Regions from separate parts of the Homo sapiens genome. Here region 2 is linked to region 1. Evidence: read pairs that join two places in POLR2A ChIA-PET (ENCODE). Cell type or tissue: B cell. All regions are shown on one strand.

Region 1 (5,000 bases):
ATGGAATTTCTAGCCACCGAGAATCTATAGTTCCTTGCTCATCATAAAGAAATCTTCATTTATGATCTCCTTTGCCAAGTATACCCTCAAGTTTTATCTGTACAATGGAGCTTATTGCCTGATAAAATTATGTGCAACCTCGGGATGGAAACCGCAAAGTGAATTGTAACTGAATCATTAGGTAGCACACGCCTCATTTTTGAAAGCCTCTCCGTTCATGATGATACTGTCTAAAGACACCACCAAGTTGTTGGTTCTTATTTTTTGTCGGTTCTTATAAACAGACTTCATGTTTTATTATACCAATCGTATGAATGTCAATTGTCCTCTGTAGCAGTGGTTCTCACACTTGAGCGTGCATCAGAATCCCCTGGAGGGCTTGTGAAAACAGATCACTGGACCTCATCCCCAGAGTTTCTGGGTCAGCCGGTCTGGGATGCAGCCCAAACATTTGTATTTCTAACCAGTTCCCCAGTGATGCTGATGCTGCAGGTCTAGAGACCATACTTTGAGAACCACAGCTCTATAGGAAGGCTATAGAAAATGAACTAGCCATCCCTACCTTTCTTCTTTAGTAATGAGACCCTGATTTTAATTCGGGGTGAAAATGCCTCTAGCTAAAAGATTCTATTCCTCGGCCTCTCTTGCAACTTGGTATGGCCACGTGACTAAGTTCCAACCTGTGAGCTATAAACAAAAGTGTTGTGTGGGAATTCCAGGAAGGCTGCTTGAGGGAAGCTGAGTCACTGGGAAGAGGCCTGTGCTATGCAGCCCCTATGATGCCACCTCCTGGGATTTAGGCCCTCGTACAACCCCCTCCGCTTGAGTGTGGGCTAAATTTCTAATGGGAGAAGCCAGCTGCCATGTCATAAGGCAGCCCTCTGGAGGGGCCTACATAAGTAAGCTTGAAAGGGGACCTTGTGAGGCCTGCCAACAACTGCAGAAGTGAGCTCAGAAGTGGATCCTCCCCAGTTGAGCTAGAGATGACTGCAGCCCCTGCCGACACCTTGATTGCAGCCTGTAAGAGCATGAGCCACGACCACACAGCTAAGCCGCTCCCGATGATGAGCCACAGACACTGTGAGATAGTGTTTATCATATCCAGCCCTCAAGTGTTGAGGTAATTTATTACACAGCAATACACCACTAATCCAGAACCCCTTGACCCTCCTCAGCTGTTTCATTCTGCTGCTGGCCTTGTACCTGGGTACAGGAGTGAGAGCTGCACAAGCCTCTCTCCACCATAAGGACAGAATCCACAGGATGAGCATGGCAGAGTCAAATGGAGGCATCTAGGTCCTGTGGATGCCTGAAAGCCAACACAGGGCTGCGCACTTCCTGACTCTCTTTACATGAGGGAGAAATAGACTCCTCTTTTATTGAAGCTTGAAAAAAAAAAAAAAACATGTATGCCTGGCTCTCTTCCTTTCATCAAGTCTCTAAAATAGCAATATAATTTTTAATAGACACTTAGCTCTTGCTATGTGCCAGACTGTATCTAAATGCTTTACAGATATTAACCCATGAAATTGTCATCACAACCCTATTGTGAGTTCCACTTTGCAGATGAGTAACCTGGAGCTCAGAGAGGTTAAGTGACTTGCTGAAGGTCACCCAGCTAGGAAGTGGCAGAGCCAGGATTATCAACCCAGGCACTCTGGCTGCAAAGTCTGTGCTTTCAGCCATGAAGCCCTGTTGTGTTAACATTTACTAAGCACTTCCTGAGTGCCAAACATCATGCTAATTGCTTCACACTTTTTACAGATGAGGAATCTGAAGCTCAGAGAGGGTTAAGTACCTTTCTCAAAACCACAGTCTAGAAGTGGCAAGTTGAAATTCAAATCTACATTTCTTTGCTTCCAGGGCCAGCACTCTTACTACTTGGGAAATGACGCTTCTATTCTGGGCTTCATTTGTCTTCAAGCATTCCCAGTGACTGCGTCATTTAGCCCAGCGCTCCCCAAACTTGGCTGTGCTTACAGATCATCCGGGGTTCTTGGTATATAGAGATTTTGACTCTATTTATCAAGTAGGTATGAGCCTTGGCCTGAGAATCCGCATTTCTCGCACACCACCCACTGCCTCTCTTACCAGGTGACTGTAATGCTACTGGTTCAGGGACCACAATTTTCATATCAGGGATCCACTTCCCCCTAAACTTCAAGCCATATGGGAACATCACCTCTCTTATGGTAGTGGTCCTCCTAAATTCAGGCCAGTCGGCTCATTCCCTCCTGTCTCATGTGGCCTTCCTGTCTCTTCTGACTGCAGGGGCTGTGTTTCTCCTGGAAGGATGGAGGAGACTGACATTCTCCTTAGCAAGGCTTGACCTTAAGTGGCTATAAAACAAGAGGGAACTGGAGGAGGTGGTCAATCAAGTTCTTTCCAGCTCTAAAAGTTCTTGATTTTGTGCACAATATGATTTTCTGCCACTTCCCACACCTTTGTACTTCTCTGATGAAGCAACAAAGTAATCTGAATTACCACATAATTAAATGCATCTAATTTGACACAGGGGAAATCAGTGTGTCCGACAGAGAAGCGAAGAGACTTGCCAGGTTACAGAGCTAAAGGGCTGGCGAGCTGTAACCAGATGCTGGTGTTTCTCAGGCTTGACGACACCTCTGGGGGTCCAGTTAAAATACAGAGGCAGATCCAGGAGGTCTGGGGTGGCACCAGAGAGTCTGCATTTCTAAGCAGTTCTCAGGTAAAGCCGATGCTGCTGGCCCAGGGACCTCGCTTTGAGGGGCACAGGTCCAGGGTGCTTTTCTTATACTACTGCTCTCCTCTCCAACTGGGCAACCGCAGCATCAGTAATGTAGCCCCCATGCACAGAAGAGGCAGGAAGAACAAAATGAGACAGGAAGGAATGAGTCGAGTGGCCCGAATTTAGAAGGACCACTACCGCAAGAGAGGTGAGGTTCCCGTACGGCCTGAAGTTCAGGGGGAAGTGGTTAGAGTCCCTGCGAGGGCTGAGAACACAACAAAAGCAAAGAAGTACATACACACAGACGCAACTTCCGGCTCTTGGGCAGAGCTTTTCTGGCATTTCTCTGACACAAGTGCCAGTCCCCCCCCACCAACCCCCAACCTCGCCGAGCTGATCTTGGCCCTGTAGGCACAAATCTGAGTGGCATCGGGAGTACAGGGGCCCAGCCTCAGGGGAAGCCCACAGGAGACAGCACTATTTACATGGAACCAACCCAAATCCCCATCAATGATAGACTGGGTAAGGAAAATGTGGCACATATACACCATGGAATACTATGCAGCCACAAAAAGGAATGAGATCATGTCCTTTGCAGGGACATGGATGAAGCTGGAGGCCATCATCCTCAGCAAACTAACACAAGAACAGAGAATCAAATACCACATGTTCTCACTCATAAGTGGGAGTTAAACATTGAGGACACATGAACACAGTGAGGGGAACAATACACACCAGGGCCTGTTGGGGGTTGGGGTAAGGGGAGGGAGCTTAGAGAATGGGTCAATAGATGCAGCAAACCACCATGACACATGTATACCTATGTAACAAACCTGCACGTTCTGCACGTGTATCCCTTTTCTTTTTTTAGAAGAAAAAAAAAAAGAAATATGGTCTTCCCCCGATGGCTCACGCCTGTAATCCCAGCACTTTGGGAGGCAGGTAGATCACTTGATGCCAGGAGTTCGAGACCAGCCTGGCCAACACGGCAAAACCCTGTCTCTACTAAAAATACAAAAATTGGCCCAGTGTGGTGGCAGGCACCTGTAATCCCAGCTACTCGGGAGGCTGAGGCAGGAGAATCGCTTGAGCCAGGAGGTGGAGGTTGCAGTGAGCCAAGATCACATCACTGCACTCCAGCCTGGGCAACAGAGTGAGAGTCCGTCTCAAAAGGAAAAAAAAAAATACCACACACACACAGAAAAAATATGGTCTCTACCCTCGAGGAATTTGTCATCTATGTAGGGGAGCCAATGTGAAGCAAGCTGGGAGTTTAAGAGAGCTCCTAACTTGGCAGTAAGGTACTGGACGTGCAGTGGGAAGTCTCAGATAAAGAAATGGATATGGGTCTGAGAAAGTCAGAAAAGGCTTCATGGAAGAGGTGATACCTGAGTCGGGGTCTTAGGTAGATGCGGTCAAGTACTAAAGTGGCCCCAATTCCTCCCTGTTCTCTGTATCTTCACTCTTTGCCATGAAACTTTGCAGTGCCCCATCCCCGGCCACTTTAATTCTGGACTCAGCCATGTAGCTTGCTTTGGACATTAGGAAGCTAAAATTCTTCACAAAGCAGGGATCTGAAAAATTGCTTACATAGTTTCACTAGCCTTTTTATGCCTCAGTCACCACCAGGAAAATATGCCCAGGTGTATGCCCAGGCAAGCAGGGCGCAGCCAATTCATCCCAGTTGTCCCAGCTATAATAGCCAGCCAGACCCCAGACATAGGATCAAGCTCAGCCAAGGTCAGCAGAGCCACCTAACCAACCTCCCCAGGGGTGCAAGCACTGAGTTCTTATCGTTGTATGCCACGGAGGTTCTGTGGCTGTTTTTATGCAGCATTATTATGAAAACACGCAACTGATACAATAGGCAATGAGATTGGAAGAAACGAACACTCAAACATTTCCTGCAGTGACTCCTTTAGAAAACTGGCTTTGTGTGGTATTAATTGCTACTTAAAACAAAGTTCCCCTGGTTAAATGCACTTGAGAACCACAGTAAATGAAGATAACAGATTTCTTGATGAAGGACTTCCCAGGGCCTCGACTGTGAAATTGTGCACCGTGAAACTCCAGGAGGCAGCATTCAGAATGCAACACGTCCCAAACATTTTTTGAAGTGTTTAGGGATATAGGAGCTGTTAGTCTCAGCAAATCATGTGTCATTTCACAACTAGCAGATAAGTTTCCCCAGGACAGGAATATTGTCCTTCTTGTCTAGTGTTGTCTCTGGAGACCTAGGGCGATGCTTGCCACATGATCACCCGCTAAATATGTGTGCAAGGAAGGCAGAGAG
Region 2 (5,000 bases), 210 kb after region 1:
TTTACACAAGGAGATAAATAATCTTTGGGGAAATGTTCAGTTTTGGTGAAAGTCAAAGATGCATATTAAAATAATAAAGTTTGCTGGGCACAGTGGCTCGCACTTGTAATCCTAGCACTTTGGGAGGCTGAGGCGGGAGGATGGCTTAAGGACAGGAGTTCAAGACTAGCTAGGGCAATATAGCAAGACCCTGTCTCTACAAAAAATAAAAATAAAATCAGATGGTTGTAGTGGTGCAAGCCTGTGATTCTAGCTACTCTGGAGGCTGAGGCAAGAGTATCTCTTGAGCCCAGGAGTTTGAGGTTGCAGTGAGCTGTGATCACACCACTGTACTCCAGCCTGGGTGACAGAGTGAGATGAATGCATGTTATTTCATATGATGGCAGCATAAATTGGAAAGCCATTATTGCTGCTACATTAACCTGCGGAAATAGCTTCAAAAAAAGGATTCATAGGCTTGAAAATTCTTGTTGCAACATTATTTATAATAGCAAGAAGTTAGAAATCACATACACACTGGAAAACTAGAGGAATTGTGACCAGGCATAGTGGCTCATTCCTATAATTTCAGCACTTTGGGAGGCTGAGGTGGGAGGATTGCCTGAGCCCAGGAGTTCAAGACCAGCCTGGGCAGCATAGTGAGACCTCATCTCTACAAAAAATAGAATAATTAGCCAGGCCTGGTGGCGTGTGCCTGTCGTCCCAGCTGACTGGGGGGGCTAAAGCGGGAGGAACGCTTGAGTCTTCAAGGTTACAGTGAGCTTTGATTGCACCACTGTACTCCACCCTGGGTAGAGGGAGATCTGTCCCTAAAAAAAATTTTTTTTAATAAGGAAAAATAGAGAAACGTTATAAAATTATGGTTTACCACTTAATAGGATATTATTAAAATAAAGTATCTTAAATAAAATTACAAAAATGAATGTAGTGAAAATTAGAACAAATTGAGCTACAAGTATGTAAAATTGTATAGATATTAGCTATAAAAGAGATGATAGAAAAGTGAAAATATTTGACTTATTGGAATTTTAAACTGCTGAATAATTGTGAATGTGTTCTTAAATTTTTATGTTTATCAAAAGAATATCTGTAGAGTCTTATCATATAACATAGCTATGCTTTGCCCACTCTTCTGCCTATCCTAATTCTTGAACCCCAGAGACAATGACTTTCATCTCTTTAGCTGCTGCCATTTACATTTATATTCAACACTTTTATATTGCAATTGTTTGTTTTCATTTGGAGACATAATCTATTGCCTTTCTAACATGGAAGACTAAGATTCAGTTCTCTCATGCTGCCACCCACTCACAGTTTCCCTTTTCACATCTTCCCAATAATGTTTTCATTGTTACAGCTTTATAAGAATTGTTCCTAGCTGAACGAAATAGTATACTACAGTCACATTTCCTTCACTTCTTTTCTGTATTCAGTCTCTTTTCATAAATTCTGTGCCTACCTTTTTCTCAGTTTACTTTTTAGTTTTGATGGAACTCATCTTCTCATAGCTACCTCAGAATGAGTAAATGGATACTAAATTTTTTGTGACCCTCCATGTCTGGAAATGGCTTTATTCTACCGCCTGTCACTTAGTTTATAATTTGGCTGAGTATAAAATTCTAGGTCAGAAAGAATTTTCTACCAGATATTTGAAGGTATTGCTTCCATTGTCTTCTAGTTTCCTGTGTTACAGTGATGAAGTTAATTGCTGGTCTCACTCCCAGTCCTTTGTGTGTAAGCTGCTTTTCCTCTTTGGGAGTCTTTAGAATCTACTCTTTATTCCTGGTGTTCTGAAATTTATATAGTGGTATTCTTGAGTGTGGGTTTCTAAAACTATATCATATGATATATGAGGTGTGGTCTCTTTCAACCTAAAAACTCCTTTCTTCAGTCTTGGGAAAGTTTTTGTCATTTATTCTACATTTGTAAGTGCTGCTCTTTGGAATATGTTAGTTAAACCTCCTGAATTGTTCCTTAATTTTCTTTATTTTTCCATCTTTTATTTTCCATTTTTTCTATTTTCTGTGAAATTTCTTCAACCATCTTCCAACTCTTCTATTGACCTTTTTGTTTCTGCCATCGCTTTTCATTTCCTAGATTTTCTTGTTCTCTGATTATTTCATTAAAACATTTTTCAATTATGGAAAGTGTCAAACATTTAAGAAAGAGACAGAAGAATATAGTGAACCCCCTGTACCCTTCTCCCTGCTTCAACATTTATCAACTCATGGCCAACCTTTTTTCATCAGTGTTCTCCTTCTTCTTCTCTTGATATTTTGAATGAAATCCCAGACACTATAGAATTTCTTTCATAAATATTTTAGTATATATCTCTAAAAGATAGACTCCTGGCTGGGTACGGTGGCTCACGCCTGTAATCCCAGCACTTTGGGAGGCCGAGGCGGGTGGATCATGAGGTCAGGAGTTTGAGACCAGCCTGGCCAACATGGTGAAACCCCGTCTCTACTAAAAATACAAAAATTAGCTGGGTGTGGTGGCGGGCACCTGTAATCTCAGCTACTCAGGAGCCTGAGACAGGAGAATCGTTTGAACCCAGGAGGCGGAGGTTGCAGTGAGTCGAGATTACATCAGTGCACTCCAGCCTGGGCGACGGGGCAAGACTCCATCTCAAAAAAAAGATAGACTCCTAAAAGAGATAATTCAACTGTATTATCATACCTTAAAAATGAGCATAAAGATATCCAGTCTTTGTTCAAATTGCTAGTTGTCCCTACTATTAAAATTTATGTTTCTTTATGCAGTCTGTTTAAATTAGGATCCATACATATAAGGTCTCAACTTTGCAATTGGTTGATAATGTTTTTAAGTCTTTTCATCTATGAACTCTTTCTTCATTTCTTATCTTTTCCTTGTAGTTTATTTGTTGCGGATACTTGTTCCTTCCTCCACCCCACCACCCTTTTTAAACAAGAACAAGAAGCTTTAAAAAGGGTGAGGTGCCATATTATCTTTGCTCCCTCAGTGGACATAAATTACAAGATTGAGTTGTGTTGTGTGGTGTTTAAGTTATCTTCTGTTCCTCACATTGTCTCTGTTTCCCTTTATTCCATTTTTCTGTTTATTTTGATGTTTTTCATGTTTAGAGCCTTTCTCCAAATGCCTGGGGGTCTTTTGCTATCTTTTCTTTAAGAGTCGGGTGCTAGAAAGCTGATTGGAAAGATTTCAATGACAAGAATTTGCTTATTTTTCATTGGCTTCTTTTCCTTAGGCTTAGATTTTTAGCTTTCTCTGGTCTGCTTTGTTAGTTACCACTTGCACATCTTCTACTATTGCTTCCTGTCCTTGTGAGTTTATGCAGTTTTTCCATTATTGTCATTTCCATGGGGTTTTGGAAGAATGTAGAGAGTAAAATATCCATGTTTAACCAGAAGTCTCTTCCCATTTTAAAGTTCCTGTTAATACGATAAATGGGGTCAAATACAAGTCAATAACATTAGATAAAGTTAATGGGGACTTCTGTCCTATTAAAGTGGTCTGTTTGTCTAAAAGGTTCTGTAAACTGCTTAAAAAGGTTTCTTAATGCATAGTCCTAGGAACATAAACAACATTTCTTCATTCTCAGGTTCAGTCAAGTAGGGCTTAAATCTAATAACTACTCTAGAAGAAAAAATATTTCAGAGGAATCTAGTTGCTTTGCCAGCATGAGTCAGTATTAACCAATTCTATGTTGGGATTAGAAGTTGGCCTATATAAAACATGCCTTCTTCTGAATTAGTATATACTAATTAAAATTCCTCATGGTAGGATGATTTAGAATTGTCACTAGGTCTTTACATAAGCAAAAGAAACGAGATTAGAATTATGACACAGGCCTACCTCAGACAAAATGAAGGAATTCTTTAGAGAAGGACTCTCACTGCTCATTTTCAGTTAAACAAGGTCTCATCAATGTTACATATAAGGAAATGTTGAAGAGAAAACTGTCTCACAAAAAAATCATCTTGGTTCTAATCCTTCATTTTATAGAGGAGGAAACAGGAAATCCCTGAGCAATGAAATGATTTGACCAAGGTAGTTATGAGTTCATCTAGTTATTAGTATAGCCACTAAACTGTAGTTCTTGACTCCCAAATAATTGTTCTTTTCATTGTGGTAAAATAAGACAAGAGGGATATACAGTGCATTTATTAGTGGATATTTTTGATGCTTACTGAGCAGACGAGGTATTTTTAAGTGATAAGCCTTGTATACTTATTGAAAGAGGTAGGACTTTGGAATCCACCTTTAAGGTGATAGGAACTAATCCAAAATTGTATGGTAATAATGAGAAAAGGACAGATTTAGGCTAGACTAGAATAGAAATATCAGCAGGTATTGGTGATGAACTTCACTCACATAAAAAGTACAAAGGGCATATCAGGCTGGGCGTGGTGGCCCGTGCCTGTAATCCCAGCACTTGGGGAGGCCAAGGCAGGCGGATCACCTGAGGTCAGGAGTTAGAGACCAGCCTGGCCAACATGGTGAAACCCCGTCTCTACCACAAATACAAAAATTAGCCAGGTATGGTAGCACAAGCCTGTAATCCCAGCTGCTCGGGAAGCTGAGGCAGAAGAATAACTTGAACCCTGGAGAGGGAGGTTGCAGCGAGCCGAGGTCACACCACTGCACTCCAGCCAGGGCGACAGCGATATCCTATCTCAAAAAAAAGGGGGCATATCAGATATAACAAGGAAAATACCAGAGTTGTAGCGATCGGGCAAGGTAATGAAATCAGAGATTGCTATTGAATTTGATATACTAACTGGACAGGTCAGTTAAAAGAGCTGCGTAGACATCAAGAGCAATTGATTCCTATTTCTGATTTGCCCATTTTCAGTCAGTGGTATGAAAATCTCCCAGTTGGGGATAGAAAACTGGTAGAATGGAAAAAATAGGGCATTTTTTAGCTGCTTTGTTTATTTTCCCCAGAGGTCTTATTTCTATATTTTAAATATCTGCAGTCACCCTAAACTGAAAATAAAACCAACTCAACTTTCTCC

Evidence for each region. ChIA-PET counts read pairs that join two places held together with the same protein. Peaks named below come from ENCODE experiments on the same cell type or tissue, not always from the same donor. Only the 100,000 strongest peaks of a DNase experiment are listed, where the experiment ranks them.
Region 2: POLR2A ChIA-PET joins it to region 1 with 5 read pairs; 2 of 35 experiments call an interaction of 5 or more read pairs at or near these places.

What each region holds. Positions count from the first base shown.
Region 1 is chrX:20,411,016-20,416,015 of GRCh38, reverse strand. No RefSeq gene overlaps it. Among named protein-coding and RNA genes, the nearest start is that of RPS6KA3, 150 kb to the right of the region's middle. In B cell, no CTCF peak of the experiment used is centred here; a DNase peak (open chromatin) is centred at 2,975; H3K4me3 peaks cover 237 bases; H3K27ac peaks cover 1,540 bases.
Region 2 is chrX:20,196,520-20,201,519 of GRCh38, reverse strand. The region is part of intron 4 of RPS6KA3 (ribosomal protein S6 kinase A3); the gene reads left to right. Among named protein-coding and RNA genes, the nearest start is that of EIF1AX, 57 kb to the right of the region's middle. In B cell, no CTCF peak of the experiment used is centred here; no DNase peak of the experiment used is centred here; H3K27ac peaks cover 349 bases.